Regions from separate parts of the Homo sapiens genome. Here region 1 is linked to region 2. Evidence: chromatin loops called from intact Hi-C (ENCODE). Cell type or tissue: pancreas. All regions are shown on one strand. Each heading gives the region's core, and the rest is flanking DNA. Links, peaks and the distances in the headings are about the cores only.

What was found. A loop is a pair of places that touch in the nucleus more often than their neighbours do. Peaks named below come from ENCODE experiments on the same cell type or tissue, not always from the same donor. Only the 100,000 strongest peaks of a DNase experiment are listed, where the experiment ranks them.
Region 1: it touches region 2 in a loop (3-fold over the local background); 34 of 110 quality-filtered maps call a loop at or near these places.

What each region holds. Positions count from the first base shown.
Region 1 is chr6:118,880,326-118,887,895 of GRCh38, reverse strand. All of the region lies in intron 8 of MCM9 (minichromosome maintenance 9 homologous recombination repair factor), which reads left to right. Among named protein-coding and RNA genes, the nearest start is that of ASF1A, 10 kb to the left of the region's middle. In pancreas, for the core only: no CTCF peak of the experiment used is centred there; no DNase peak of the experiment used is centred there.
Region 2 is chr6:118,662,105-118,669,674 of GRCh38, reverse strand. LOC124901388 (a long non-coding RNA gene) reads right to left here and starts at 4,868. Exons shown (of 3, transcript XR_007059728.1): 1 at 4,525-4,868. It also overlaps a transcript of CEP85L not described here. In pancreas, for the core only: no CTCF peak of the experiment used is centred there; no DNase peak of the experiment used is centred there.

The DNA.
Region 1 (7,570 bases), core at 953-5,952, 220 kb before region 2:
AACTCCTGGGCTCAAGTGATCTTCCCACCTCAACCTCCTGAGTAGATGGAACTACAGGAGCATGCCACCATGCCAGCTCTTTGCCTATTTTGAAAATTGGGTCATCTGTCTTTTTATCATTGAGTTGTAAGAGTTCCTTATGTGTTCTACATACAGGTCTTTTGTCAAACACATGATTTGCAAGAAGTTTCTCTAGTTGTTTGGATTATCTTTTAATTTTCTTGGTGGTGTCCTTTGCAGTGTAAAAGCTTTTAATTTTGATGATGCCCATTTAATCTATTTTCGTTATGTTGGATTGTGCTTTTGATGTCATTTCTCAAAAACCATTGCCTAATCCAGCGTCATGAGGATTTACACCTGAGTTTTCTTCTAAGAGTTTTATTCTTTTAGCACCTTACATTTGGGTCTTTGATCAAGTTTGAATTAATTTTTGTATATGGTGTGAAGGGGTCCAAATTCATACTTTTGCATGTGCTTGTCCAGTTTCCCAGCAGCATCTGTTGAAAAGACTATTTTCCTAATGAATTGGCTTGGAACCTTTCTCAGAATGAATTGACCTTAAATGTATGGGTCTATTTCTGGACAATCAATTCTGTTCTGTTGATCTGTGTCCTTATACTACTGCTACATTGTCTTGATGACCTTAGGTTTGTGTAGTATGTTTTGAAAGCAGGAAGTGTGAGTCCTCCAACCTTGTTCTTTTTTTTCAATATTGGCTATTTTGCATCCCTTGAATTTTCATATGAATTTTAGGATCACTCTATCAATTCTGCAAAGAAGCCACCTGGGATTGTGATAGGGATTGCATTGAATCTATACATCCCTTTGGGGAGTACTGCCATCTTCATGATGCTGCCTTCCAATCAGTAAACATGAGTTCGCCTTTAATTTCTTTGAGTAATGTTTTGTAGTTTTCCTTCTTTCTTTTTTTGAGATAGGATCTTGCTCTGTTTTTTAGGCTGGAGCACAGTGGCACAATGATAGCTCACTGCAGCCTTGAACTTCTGGGCTCAGGCGATCCCCCAACGTCAGCCTCCAGAGTAGCTAGGACTACAGGTGTGTGTGTGTGTGCCACCACATCCGGCTAATTTTTTGAAATTTTTCATAGAGACTAGGGTCTCACTGTGTCGCCCAAGCTGGTCTCAAACTCCTGGCCTCAAGCCACCCTCCCACTTCAGCCTCTTGAAGTGCTGAGATTACAGCGTGAGCCACTACACCTGGCCTGTTGTTTTCATAGTATAAGCTTTGTACATTCTTGATTAAATTTATTCCTACATATTTTATTCTTTTTGATGCTATTGTAATGGAAATATTTTTCTAAATTCAGATTCTTCTTTGCCAAGTGTGTAGACATAGAATTGATTTTTTTTTTTGGTATCTGTCAGTCTAGCTGAGGTCATTTATTAGTTCCAATAAATTTCTAGTGGATTTCTTAGGATTTTGTGTATACAAGATCATGTCATCTGTAAATAGAGATAGTTTTATTTCTCCCTTTTCCTTCTGGATGCCTATTGTTTCTTTTTCTTTCTCTCTCTCTCTCTCTTTTTTCTTTTTGGCCCAATTTCTCTGTCTATAACCTGCAGTACAATGTTGAATAGATATAGTGACAGCAAACATCTCTGTCTTGTTCCTGATCTTAATGGGAAAATTTTCAGTCCTTTATCACTAAAAATGATACTAGCTGTGAGGTTTTTTTAGATGCTTCTTGTCAGGTTGAGGAAATTCCTTTTTGTTCTTAGTTTGTTGAATGTTTTTATCATGAAAGGGTATTGAATTTTGTCAAATGCTTTTCCTGCTTCTATTGAGATGATCATGTTTTTGTTTTTTGTTTTTTTTTTTTGGTCCCTTATTCTACTAACGAGAATACCATATTGATTGATTTTTCAGGTGTTAAATGAACCTTGCATTCCTGGAGTGAATTCCACTTGGTCATGGTGTATAATCCTTTCTACATAATGCTAGATTTAGTTTGCTAGTATTTTGTTGAGGATTTTTGCATCTGTATTCGTAAGTGATATTGATCTTTAGTATTCTGGTGATGTCTGTGTCTGATTTTTGGTCTGTGGGCAATACTGCCTATAGAATGAATTAGGAAGTGCTTCTCCCTCTTTTCTCTCTATAGAAGAGTTTGTGAAAATTTGGTGTTTGATTCTTTAAATTTTCGGTGGAATTCACTAATGAAGTTATCTGTGTTGTTTTTCTTTATGGGTGGTTTTAAAAACTATTATTACTAATATTGCCTCTGTGTTTATAGTCTATTCAGGTTGTTTTTTCTCCTTGAGTTAGTTTCAGTAGTTGGTATCATTCTAGGGATTTGTCAGTTTCATCTAAGTTACTTAATTGGTTGATGTAAAATTGTTTACACTGTTCCCTTACAATCCTTTTGACTTCTGTAAAGTCAATAATAATGCCCATCTTTGATTCCTGACTTTACTAATTTGATTCTTTCTTTTTTGTTTGGTCACCCTAACTAAAGGATTGTCAACTTTTAGTTTCATTAATTTTCTCTATTTTTATTCTCTATTCCAGTAATTTCTGCTTTAATATTTATTATTTCCTTCCTGTGCTTGCCAATAGTTTAGTTTACTCTTCTTTTTTCCAGTGTCTTAACGTAGAAGCTTAGATTACTGATTTGAGATCTTCTTTTTTATTTTATTTTTATTTATTTATTCATTTTTGAGATGGAGTCTCACTCTGTCTCCCAGGCTGGAGTGCTCTGTCTCCCATGCTGGAGTGCAGCGGCGCAATCTCAGCTCACTGTAAGCTCCGCCTCCCGGGTTCACCCCGTTCTCCTGCCTCAGCCTCCTGAGTAGCTGGGACTACAGGCGCCCACCACCACGCCTGGCTAATTTTTTGTATTTTTAGTAGAGATGGGGTTTCACCATGTTAGCCAGGATGGTCTCGATCTCCTGACCTTGTAATCCACCCACCTCGACCTCCTAAAGTGCTGGGATTACAGGTGTGAGCCACTGCGCCCAGCTGGCTATTGTTTTAATCTTAGGGTTCTTTGTTGATCTGCCTAGTTTTATTATCCTTATGAGTTGATGATTTTATCCTTTTAAAATGCCCATTTTAATTGCTAATAATTTTTTAAATTTAAAAATCTTTTGTCTGGTATTAGTATAAATACTCCGGCTTTCTCATTGATATTTACATACGTATGTTTTTCCATCCTTTTACTTTCAACCCATTTCTTTCTTTGAATCTAAAATACCTCTTGTAGATAGCATATAGTTGGTTTTTCTTTTTTGTATCCATGCTGTCAATATATGCCTTTTGATTGGATTATTCAGTCCATTCACATTTAATGTTACTGATACGGTTGCATTCCTATCTGCCATTTTATATTTTGTCTTCTATATGTCTCAAGTTGTTTTGTTTTTTTTTAAATTCCTTTTTTACTGCTTTCCTTTGTATCAAATGAATATTTTCTAGTATAGCATTTTTTATTTCTTTAATGATTTTTCTCTATTTTTGTTATGATTTCCTTAGTGGTTGTTATAGGGCTTACTTAATGTATCAGTGTTTCAGATGTAGACTTATTTTATTTCACTGAGATACAGAAATGTTGTCAATTCTATACCATTTTCCCCTTTTTATGCTGTAATTGTTACACATATTTCATCTGTATATGTTACAAACACAAAAATACATTGGTATAATTATTGTTTTATGTAATTTTATACCTTTTGAAGAAGCTCAGAAAAGAAGGAAGAGCAAGAGTTTGTTATATTAACTTTCTTAATTACTATTTCTGGCTCTCTTCATTTGTTCTTGTAGATTTGAGTTACCATCTGGAGTCATTTCCTTAATCCAATATAGCTTTCTTTCCACCTGCATTCTTTTGCTGTTACTGCCAAATATATTGCATTTCTATATGTTATAGGCCCAACAATACAATTATATACTTTTTTATACAATTGCTTTTAAAATCAGTTTAGAAAAGATATGTGTCTCTAAACTGTTTTTTCTAGTTACATAATTACCTTTGCCAGTGCTCATTCTTTTTTCAATTTGAGTTATCACCCAGAGAGATTTGCTTTTGGCTTAAAGAACCTCCTTTAGTAATTCTTTTAAGGCATGTCTGCTAGCTACTGATGCTCCCAGTTTTTGTTTATCTGGGAATGTCTTTATTTTTCCATAATTTTTGAAAGATAGTTTTGCTGGATATCAGACTCCGGGTTCGATTTTTTTTTTTCTTTCAGCACTTTGAATATGTAATCCCACTGCCTCTGGCCTCCACTGTTTCTGATTAGAAGTCAGCTCTTAATTTTATTGTGGCTCCCTTTTAAATGAAGAGTTGTTCTCTTATTGATTTAAAATTTTCTCTTTATCTTCAGTTTTCAGCATTTCTGCTATGATTTATGGGTGTGGATTTTTTAAAACATATATCCTACTTGGATTTTGTTGAGCTTCTTGAATGTATAGTCCATTGTTTTTCATCAAATTTGGAGAGTTTTCAGTCATTTTTTTCTAACTTTTTTTCTACTCCTTTTAGTTCCCCTCCTTCTGGTACTCCCAATATATATATATTATTCTGATTAAAGGTGTACAACATTTCTTTGACACTCTGCTCATTTTTTATCTTGCCCTTTACCTCTGTTCTTTGGATTGCATAATTTCAACTGATCTCTCTTAAAGTTTGCTGACTTTTTCTTCTGCAATTTCAGGTTTACTCTTGAGCTATCTAGTGAATTTTTTGTTTCAGTTATTGTACATTTCAAATCCAGAATTCTTACTTGGTTTTTAAAAATCCTTTTTATCTCTTATTGATATTCTCTATTTGTTGAGACATTGTCATCATCCCTTTTTTTTTTTTTTTTTTTGCATCTTTGAGCACATGTAAAATGGCTACTTTGAAGGCTTTGCCCACTACATTTGAAATCTGGATCCTCTCACAGGCAGCTTCTGTTGTCTGCTTTTTCTCCCTGTGTGTGGGCCACATTTTCCTGTTTTTTTGCACATCTTATACTTCTTTGTTAAAAACCGGATATTTTAATTTAATGTATTATACCAGTTCTTTATATTAATTCTCCTCCAGGCCTCGTTTTTTATCCTTTTTTTTATTGTTGTTTGCTTGTTTAGTAACTTGGCTAGGTTCATTTCTTGAAGTCTGTGTCTCCTCACAGTGTGAAGTCGCTGATGTTACTCCTCAGAGGCAACAGCCTTTACGTGTGTGTACAGTCACTCTTAGGATGATAATTTTAACCAACCTTTCCTTGACTCTCTCCTTGATCTCTGTTAAGCTATCTGTGCTGTTTGGTATCATACTCGGCTGGTAGGCTCTAGTTGTTGATTGCTCTGTTCTTTTTGGCAATGCCCTGGGGATAAGTTGCTCAGCACTCTGGTTCAATTAAATTTGGTCAGGGATACTTTTTGAATCCAGTACTTGAGGTTTGTTCTGACCCCAGAAGTGCTCTTGTTGGCTGTTTCCCTGGTTCTCTATGGTAAACTAGCTGGCCTATGGTTTAGCATACAGCTGTAATAGAGCTACCAGCCTTTTTATTACTTGCTACCAAAATCTCCATTAGGCTTGAATTTCCCTGCACTGTGTTCCAAATAAAGTCAGTTTCTTGTGGGGGAAGATTCAGATTTTCCTTTCCCTGTTTTTGTGGACTCTCTCTCCCCCTGGTCAAACTCTCTGAGCTACTGCTCCAGCCAGGGGGCGGAAATGGTAGCCTCTGCCCTTATTGGCTTTGTCTTTCCAGGTGGAACCTTTACCTTATGAGTCAGCTGGATTGAAGGCATTTGGGGTGCCGAGGATTCTTTGCCTGTCACACCTAGGGTAGATCCTCTACTCTGTGCGTTGGGATTGGGTGGAGGAAGGAAGATCGTGACCTTTTGGCCACAGTCACCAGGAATTTAGCTTCTGTACCTCACACGTGGAGGGGATAAGAAATGCTTTCTACCCCTCCTGGTACGATATCTTATCCCTTGATTAAGAGCTCATAGGGAGCTCCTCTTCTTGACCACATTCACCTGTAGTGAAGCCTCCATCCAGCTAAGCAAGAAGAGAAGGGGAGAGGCAGGAAGCAGGTCATGATTTAAGTGTCTTAGACTCTCACTATTCTTATGAAGTTTTAGATTTCAATGAATAAATGTTTCTTCATTTACTGTATGCCCTTAGATTTTCCATAGTCTGTATAAATGGTTGGATTTTAAAAAATAATTTTCACCAGTTATACTTGCTTCAGTGAGGAGGATGTCCATGGAGCTCCTCACACTGCCATTGCAGAAGTGAAACCTCTGAAGTGATGTTTTTAACGCTGTTTTCACTGTTCAGTTTTTCTAAGTGCAGTCATTATTCCTGGTTTGCTAGTAATTTCTGGTGCCATTTTTCCTCCCTTGGTGTTTTTAATGAAGCTTTATTTGGTCACTAGTTCCATGTCCTCATAGAGAAAATGTAATACTTATACAATAAATTCCGCACATTGACTCGCTCACTGAATTTTACCATAGGATACAAACAAACTACAAGTCAACAGGAAGATGAGTGCTGTTTTTTGGAAGGGTGTGTATAAATATGTATTGACTGGAGGTACTAGTTGGGAAATGGAAAGTTTCAAGGAGGAAGGAAACGTTCTTATCTAGATGCGGAGGGAGTCAGGATTGAAAAAGGTGGGGCTCAGGAAAGTTAGGGTGTATAAATTAAACATTATTATAAAATTATACGTAATCCTTGGCTGACATAGTACTTCAGTGCATTATGCTTACTTTAGTGCATGCAGTAGTTCATCCGGGGTTTTGCTTTGCATGATTTCAATTTCCCATAGTCAATCACTGTCTGAAAATAGATGAGTTCATTACAGTAAGATATTTTGAGAAAGACCACGTTCACATAACTTTTATTGCAGTATATTGTTATAATTGTTCTATTATTATTTTTTGTTAATCTCTGTGCCTAATTTATAAATTACCTTATCTTAGGTTTGTATGTGTAGGAAAAACATAGTGTGTATAGGGTTCAGTACTAGCCACACTTTCAGGCATGCACTGGGGGTCTTGGAACGTATCCCCTGTGGATAAGGAGAGACTACTATGCTTTGATATTAACAATAAATGTTTGCTGAATTGTTGAACACAGGAATCCTCTACAAGAAGAGAGAATGAATTGGTACTCATCCCTTTGTCCCCTGGCTGCCTTCTACTAACTTCCCTATTCCAGTACTAAAAACCCAAAGTTTGAAAGGAAAGACATCTTAAATATAATCACCTTTTAATCATTAGAAGTACTATTTATTTCCCTCTTCTTGCCTCTCATAAGACAGAGACAAAGAGACAACTTTGTTTTCCTTCTGTCTTTTGCATTCAAGGAATTAACAAAAGTGGGAAGAAATACTTAGCTGTCTTAGTTTTTAATTACCTTTGCCACAGATTTCAGGAAATGGCTGAAAGTCCTTTCTGTATTGCTAAGAGACAGATTTAGAAGGGATTTTTAGAACCTTTAGTCCTTTAGGCAGTTACCTACTCATTGCATAAATACCTTTTTATACTATCCTGACAAGTGGACATTCTACTTTGACTTACTTTGATGAAAAGTTCACTATTTTGTAAGGCAGCTCATTCCTCT
Region 2 (7,570 bases), core at 1,571-6,570:
AATGAGAGGAGACCATAAATTCTAGGTTCTGACTTGGAGAAATTGGTTTTTCACAAAGTGACTGGTGTGTGTGGAGGGAGGGCAAATTTCTAATGAAAATATTTATAGACCCTAGTGGTTATTTAAAAGTAGGTAATATTTCCAGAAGGAAATGTTTAGTTTGTTTCCCAGTTGCTTTCCATTGTCTCCATGCTTCATCTAACAAAGAATCAAATGTAAGGAAGGGCAAGGGGGTGGGTAGTTGGAACAACAACGGAATACTGCCAGAGATGAAGGAAAGATATAAAATGTGGCCTTTTCAAGTTGACATTTGTTTTTTAAGTTTCCCTAATGCCCTCTATAAGGTAAATCACCAGAGGCTGTGTGTTTGGCTTACTCCTCAAAAGCAGATCTGAGTTGGTAAGCAACTGAAACGCATCAGAGGATGGTTTGTTTTGAGAGAAGGGAACAGCTGTTCCTCCTGGAGTCCCTGACAGACATGGAGCCCTATCTGTTACCTCTGTGTTCCTAGATGGTATTGCTTACAGCCCTTTTTGTGTTCTGTTTACTGTTCCAATTCTGTAGGTCAGCTTGACTGGATATTCTATATATTTTTAGAGACACTTATTGCTAACATAGTTTTTGTTATCAATGTCTTAAGTCAGAAAGTTTCTTTAACATTTCTTGGTTTTACTCCCAGTTTGTTTACTTCTGCAAATCAGCTCTCTGGCAAGAAACTTGAGTCCTGCAGATGATATTATCTTGGAGGAATGTAGGGCCAGGCTACAGGGTAGCTTTTCTGAGAATAAATGATCTGACCACACTTAATAAACAAAGCCAGATAAGAAGCAGCCATTCAACATGAAAACAAAGAGCAATAATTTAGATATATAGCTTTAAAATAGAAACACAGGAAAACATACAAAATATGTTTTAAAATAATTATTTCCCATCTTAATTTTGTTCTGTTCCCTTTATTTTAGCCTTGAACAGACAGTCCCCACATTTTCAACTATGATTTCATTTTTAACAACAAAATTTCACAGAGTTGCACATAATAGTGTTTGTACTTTTAGTAAAAGTTGACTGAAAGTACATAAGGATAAACACATTGCTAGGAATTCAGTAATGCTTTTTGCCCAGGCTGGACTTGAACCCCTGGGCTCAAGTGATCCTCCCACCTCAGCCTTCCGAGTAGCAAGTAGTGGGGACTGTAGGCACACAGTACCACATCTGGCTTCAGTAATGCTTTTAATTGAAGGCATACTTTATTAAACAAAAGAGCATCTCTATCCATTTGAAGTCTGGGTGTATATATCAGTGCAACCCACCTTATTCAGGTAAGCATACCTTATGGGACTTCAGGTCCCTTTGTAATAATTTTAAAACTCTGCAGGTGTCCATGGCTCATAGGTTGATATCTAAACTTTGCCTTTCATCATTTATGCCTGTCAACTTTGGGAGCTGTCCTATTTAATTACATCATTGCTCTCCTGCCTGCACAAGCACTGCATATTCTTACCAGTTGGCTTGAACAGTATATAATATAATGGTTAGAGCTCTGTCTTCCTAAAAGTCAGAAGATTGGAATTTTGGATTGTTTTGTTGTTGTTATCTACTAATACATTTCTTTAAAGAAGTCAACGGCTTTGAGACTGTTTTGCTTTTTGCAAAATTGAGGAGAGGGCTGGGGAGATATTTGCTCAGCCCAACTCATGGATTATTATGAGGAACATAGTAGATTATGTAGCACTTAATCATATATACAGTAAATAGTCCTCAGTCAGTATTTTTGCAGAACCATTTGGAACTGAATTCTCAGCTTTTGCAGTACTACAAAGACATAGTTCACCCAGATTTACACTGGCCTGTGTGCCATGCTCTCCAGACACACAGTGGGTAGTAGATAGAAAGGGGGAGATCTGTGCATTGGACTGGGCTGGGAGTAATGACCTAGGTTTACGATTTATCTCTGCCATTTCAGTGAGTCATTTCATCTCTCTAGGCCTTAGTCCCTTGTGAATAGAGAAATGAATGAAAATCTCAGAGGTGTTCACATTTTGCAAAAGGGCTCTTTTTTCTTCTTCCTAAATGAAATTAAATTGCAAAACTCCAATATATAAATCAGATATCCAAAAAATGCAGTTTTCACATGCAGTTTAAAATGTTCATTTATTGCAAATGAGGCCCTAGGAGCACAGTTTGAAAACCACTGATTTAGTTCATGTCTAAGATCCAGCTTTACATTAAGATGCCCATTTATTAAAGTGAGATATGTTTCTGCCCAAATATTGCTAGTTGTCACCTACATGGGACTTCTTGCCTTGATAGTCTTGTCCACTCAGGAAATCAAACCTTAGAGCAGCACTTAGAGTGTAAAAAAAATCAAAGCAAGTTCTATATTCTTAAGGAATAGTTCCCTCAAGCAATGGTGACCCAATTTAATGCCCTTCTTCATGTTAGTAATTTTTTTCTCTAAAGAACTGGGCCACGAAATCTAGAATCTCAGCACCATCCCGTATAGTATAGGAAGAAACACTAATCATAATTCTAACATTTGGAGCCACTCCAGGACTGAGTCTGGACCCGAAGGATCCCTCTTTCTTCACTTGGTGCCTAACAGTACCTGACATATAGAGGACACTCAATAAGTCTTGAATGACTGACTGACTAAATGGATTGAGTGAATTTGTGGCAACTAATTAAGCAAGAAAAGACTGAATTACCTGATTGGTTTTGAAAGCAGCCATTATAAAGTTTATAATTAAGTTTGTCACTGAGCAAATCTAGTCTATACCTTCAGACCCCAACAATGCCCATGTACTCTCAGGGTTTTTAGAAATTTTGAGTTTCCAAACCATGCTGGGGTCATTTTCAGGGAGCAGACTGAACTCTCACACAGTAGCTGCCCCTGTTTCCTTTTTTTTTTTTAACTTAATCCCAAATGTGATAATAAGCTGCCCTTATTTTCAGCCACTGAAAGAATGTCAGGGAGCTGGATCTTGAGGCTGGTAGAGAGTAGCAGTTAATGATGAGAAGCACAGACACTGACTACCTGGGCTCTAATCCTGACCTTTCCATGTGTTAGCTGCCACTATGGGTAGTTATCTCTGTTTCTATAAAGTGGGGTATTAACTAATGTGAGGATTGAATGAGCTAATGCCCCTGAAGCTCTTAGAACAGAGCCAGACATGTTGTAAACATTCAATAGGTATTGACTCTCATGTATTCATCCTGGTATAGTGGAAAGAGCATAAGTATTGAGTTAGTCAAGCCAGGCTTTTAATTCAGGCTCTGACCCTTTTTTGGGGGCAGTCATTTAATTTCACTAAACTTGTTTTTTCATCTTGTGTAAATGCTATTTAAAATTGTAGCAGACTATAGCTTTCTGATTTCTAGGACTCTTAAGTTTAGGAAAACACCTGTATAGGTCCGCTTTGGATATGAAGGAGGAAGCCCCAGGCAGAGAACTAAAATGCTTTGCATAATAAAACAATAATTTTGAGCATCCTGGAGTTTGAGATGAAAGCACCAACCCTAGGAAAGAGAGAAGTCCAGCAAAGTAGCCAGGAATCTGGGGCTCTATTTGGGGATACAGTTTTAATATCCAATATTAAGTTGTTACTTGGCACCAGAGTGGAACATTCCTTACCTTTTACCAAAAGTTAAATAAATGTTTGTTAACCAAGCAATCATATGTGGGTGATAACTTTGGGGAGTGAAGAAATTGGGGTGATGCGCCAAGTATTCGGCAAGGCTATATAGCAAAAGGGAACACAAACACCAGGGGGATGTAAAGGAGACATGGAGAATTTGGCCTGTGTAGGAAAACAGAATGTGAGGCAAGGAAGGGAAACCTGGAGATGTGGAGAGGAACAGAGAATTTCTCACCAGTGTGTGAGATGGCAATCAGGCACTTTTATTTTACACTAATCTTAGAGGATAAGAAAACTAGAGTCTGTTGAAGAACCTGAGTACCCTGGCATTTGAATTATAAGCTGGGCAGGATTCTTATGATCATTAAAGTTAAGGGATGTGGCCCGGCGCAATGGCTCACACCTGTAATTCCAGCACTTTGGGAGGCCTAGGAGGGAGGATTGCTTGAGCCCAGGCATTTGAGACCAGCGTGGGCAACGTGGCAAAACCCCATCTCTATAAAAAACACAAAAAGTAGCCAGGCGTGGTGGCACACACCTGTAGTCCCAGCTACTTGGGAGGCTGAGGTAGGAGAATCATCTGAGCCTGGGAAGTTGAGGCTGCAGTGAACTGAGATTGAGCCACTGCAATCCAGCCTGCGCATCCAGCAAAACCCTATCTAAAATAAAATAAAATAATAAAATAAAATAAAATAAATAAAATTGAATGGTTGTAAACTTCTAGCACAAGTAATCATTTGATAAATGACACACCTATCATCTTGTTGATTCATGTATTACTCACTGAATATGTTTCTAGCCCAAGGAAGCTGGGCAAAGAACAGCTGGTACACATGGGGGCAGTGGAGCATACAGGTTCCCACTCATCTTACCTGTGGCTGAGACTTACCTACCGTCCCTCCTCTTACTCCCCACATCTCTGTCTCCAGCATTTTTCTCCTCTCTGCACAAAGAAAGCATACTCCCTGAAGGAACAAAATGGGCTTCCAGGAGTACTAGGGCTACGTTTCTGGAGGAGCACAGGCAGGCTTGTGTGATGTGTGATGGTAAAGGATTTCTTCAAAATCATGTTCATGCCTTAGAGAATGCCTGGAGAATATAAGTTTTTAAATTATTTCGTTAATCAACTCACTGAAGGTAAGAGAGACAAGTAGTGTCCTAAAAACATGCAGTTATTTTACCTGTAATCCATTTTCCAGTAAGTGACTACCGAGATAGCTGGAGCACAAGAATAGGTAATGGCTTTGTTTTCCCAAGATGTGGTCACTGCGATTATTTTTAGATGAAAGATTTGGAGCCAGAAGCACAACTCATAATTATGTTGCTATGATTCTACAACCAGTTGTTCTGTGGAATTAATTCAACTGTGAAAACTTTAAAGTTACCACATTTTCTGAAAACCCAGAAAAACTGAAAGTAAAATATTCCGTGACACACAGTGCTGTTTCCTGAGAACATCTCCCATTGCTCCACTTTGCAACTTGCATGCCTCCTGCTTAGCCCTCCTTTCATCCCCAGCTCTTACCCGGCTCTACAAATTACTGAAGTCCACTGATAGTCCCTCCTTCGTGAAGCATTCCTGAAGACCCCAGCCTGACAGATCTCCCCTTCCTCTGACCTCCTGTATTGGTAATGTATTGTCTACACCTTTCTTAGAACCCCTCATTTTCTCCCGTGAATTCTAGTTTATTTTCATATCTGTCTCACTATTTTCAAAGCTAGGTTTGTACTATGTAATATAGGTGGCTATTAGTATCCATTGGTTTCACATCTGCAGATTCAACCAACCATGAATTCAACCAACTGTGAATTCAACCAGTGGCTGATTATAACTGTTTGGAAAAAGGCCAGGTGCAGTGGCTTATACCATGATCTCAGGACTTTGGGAGGCTGAGGTGGGAGGACTGCTTGAGCTCAGGCGTTTGAGACCAGCCTGGGCAACATGGCAAGACCTAATCTCTACAAAAAATGCAAAAATTAGGCAGGCATAGTGGTGCGTTCCTGTAATCTCAGCTATTCGGGAGGCTGAGGCAGGAGGATCACTTGAGCCCAGAAGGTCAACACTCCAGCCTGGGTGACAAAGCAAGATTCTGTCTCAGAAAAAAAAAAAAAAAGGAAAAACTTCCCAAGAATAAAAAATAATAGTACAACAATAAAAAAAACAACATAACAGCTATTTACATAGCACTTACATTGTGTTAGGTATTGTAAGTACCCTGGACATTATTTAAATATACTGGAGGATGTGCACAGGTTATATGCAAATACTATGCCCTTCTATATAAGAGACTTGAGCATCCTCAAATTTTGGTATCTTTGGGGATCCTGGAACCAATCCCTCTTGGGTACCAATGGACAACTGTAGTTTTCCATTTCAAAAACAATATGTCAAATCTATATCAAAAATCTGGAAGAGAAAAAGGAAAGAATGCATCTCATCATTTTGACACAAATTCTGTACTCATTACTTTAGGCTGTTTCTTCCTAAATCTTTTTCTATGATTATTTTTTCATTGATTTAATCCTGGTGGATATGCAACTTCATATCCTTTTTTCAATTAACATTACATCACAATCATTACTCAAATTGCTACATAGCCATCATAAATATTTCTTTAAAGGCTGCAAAATATTGACTACTTTTCTATTGTTAAAATTTTAGATTGTTTATCATATTCCATCGTTATAAACAACACTGCAGTTGACATTTTCATGCATACAGTTTTTCCAGTGTGTATGTTTCTGTATGCACATGTACATTTTGATTTTTTTCCCTTAGGATAATGTCCCAAAAGGAAACTTACTGAACCAAAGAGCCAGATTGTTTTTATGGCACATATTGCCAAGTTGCTTTCCAAAAGAGTTGGTCCCATTTATACTATTAGAAGTGTATATCGGTTTCTCCAAACCTTCACCAAAATTATTTTCTTAATTATTTAATCTTTGTATAAATGAAGTAGGATGACTTTAGTTCACTGCTTTTTTTTTTTACCATGAAAATTATTTTAAGCATTCAAAAAAGTATGCAGAAAAAATATATAACCCCTGGTTCTGGTTTGTCAAGTCTTAACAAATTTCCACATTTTCATTAAAAGCCTGGCTTGACTAACTCAATACTTATGCTCTTTCCACTATATCAGGATGAATACATGAGAGTCAATACTACATATATAACTGAAATCGTCATGCACCACTTTCCCAAATCCATTCCAATGCCTTCCTCCCTCCCTCTACAGAGACAACTGGAATTTGATGTTTATCATTCCTTTGCACTCCCATGTCCATATGTTTTAATTGTTAAATCTTTACTTACTAATGAAGTTGAACTTTTTAATATACTATAGCTAATATTAAAGTGCTCAGATTCTAGAGTCAGGTGGAACTGTCTTTGAATTCCTACTCTGCCACTAATTAACTATGTCTCCTGGCACCTCTCTATGACTCATTTGCCTCATCTATGAAATGGAGATAATAATAACTCATACTATTCTTTTTTTTTTTTTTCTTTTGAGATGCGGTTTCCCTCATGTCACCCAGCCTGGAATGCAGTGGCGCGATCTCGGCTCATTGCAACCTCCGCCTCCTGGGTTCAAGCGATTCTCCTGCCTCAGCCTCCCGAGTATCTGGGATTACAGCCATGCGCCTCCACACCCAGCTAATTTTTGTATTTTCAGTAGAGACGGAGTTTCACCATGTTGGCCAGGCTGGTCTCGAACTCCTGACCTCAAGTGATCTGCCCACCTTGGCCTCCCAAGGTGTTGGGATTACAGGAGTGAGCCACCGCACCCGGCCAATTCATACTATTCTTTATCATGTTGTTATGAAGATGAAATGGGAAGCTGCATGTGAAATTCTTGGCACAGTGCTCACTTAGCATGCAATAATACCTTTTATCATTACTCTGGTTTTTCTTGTGAATTATTCGCCCCTTTTCT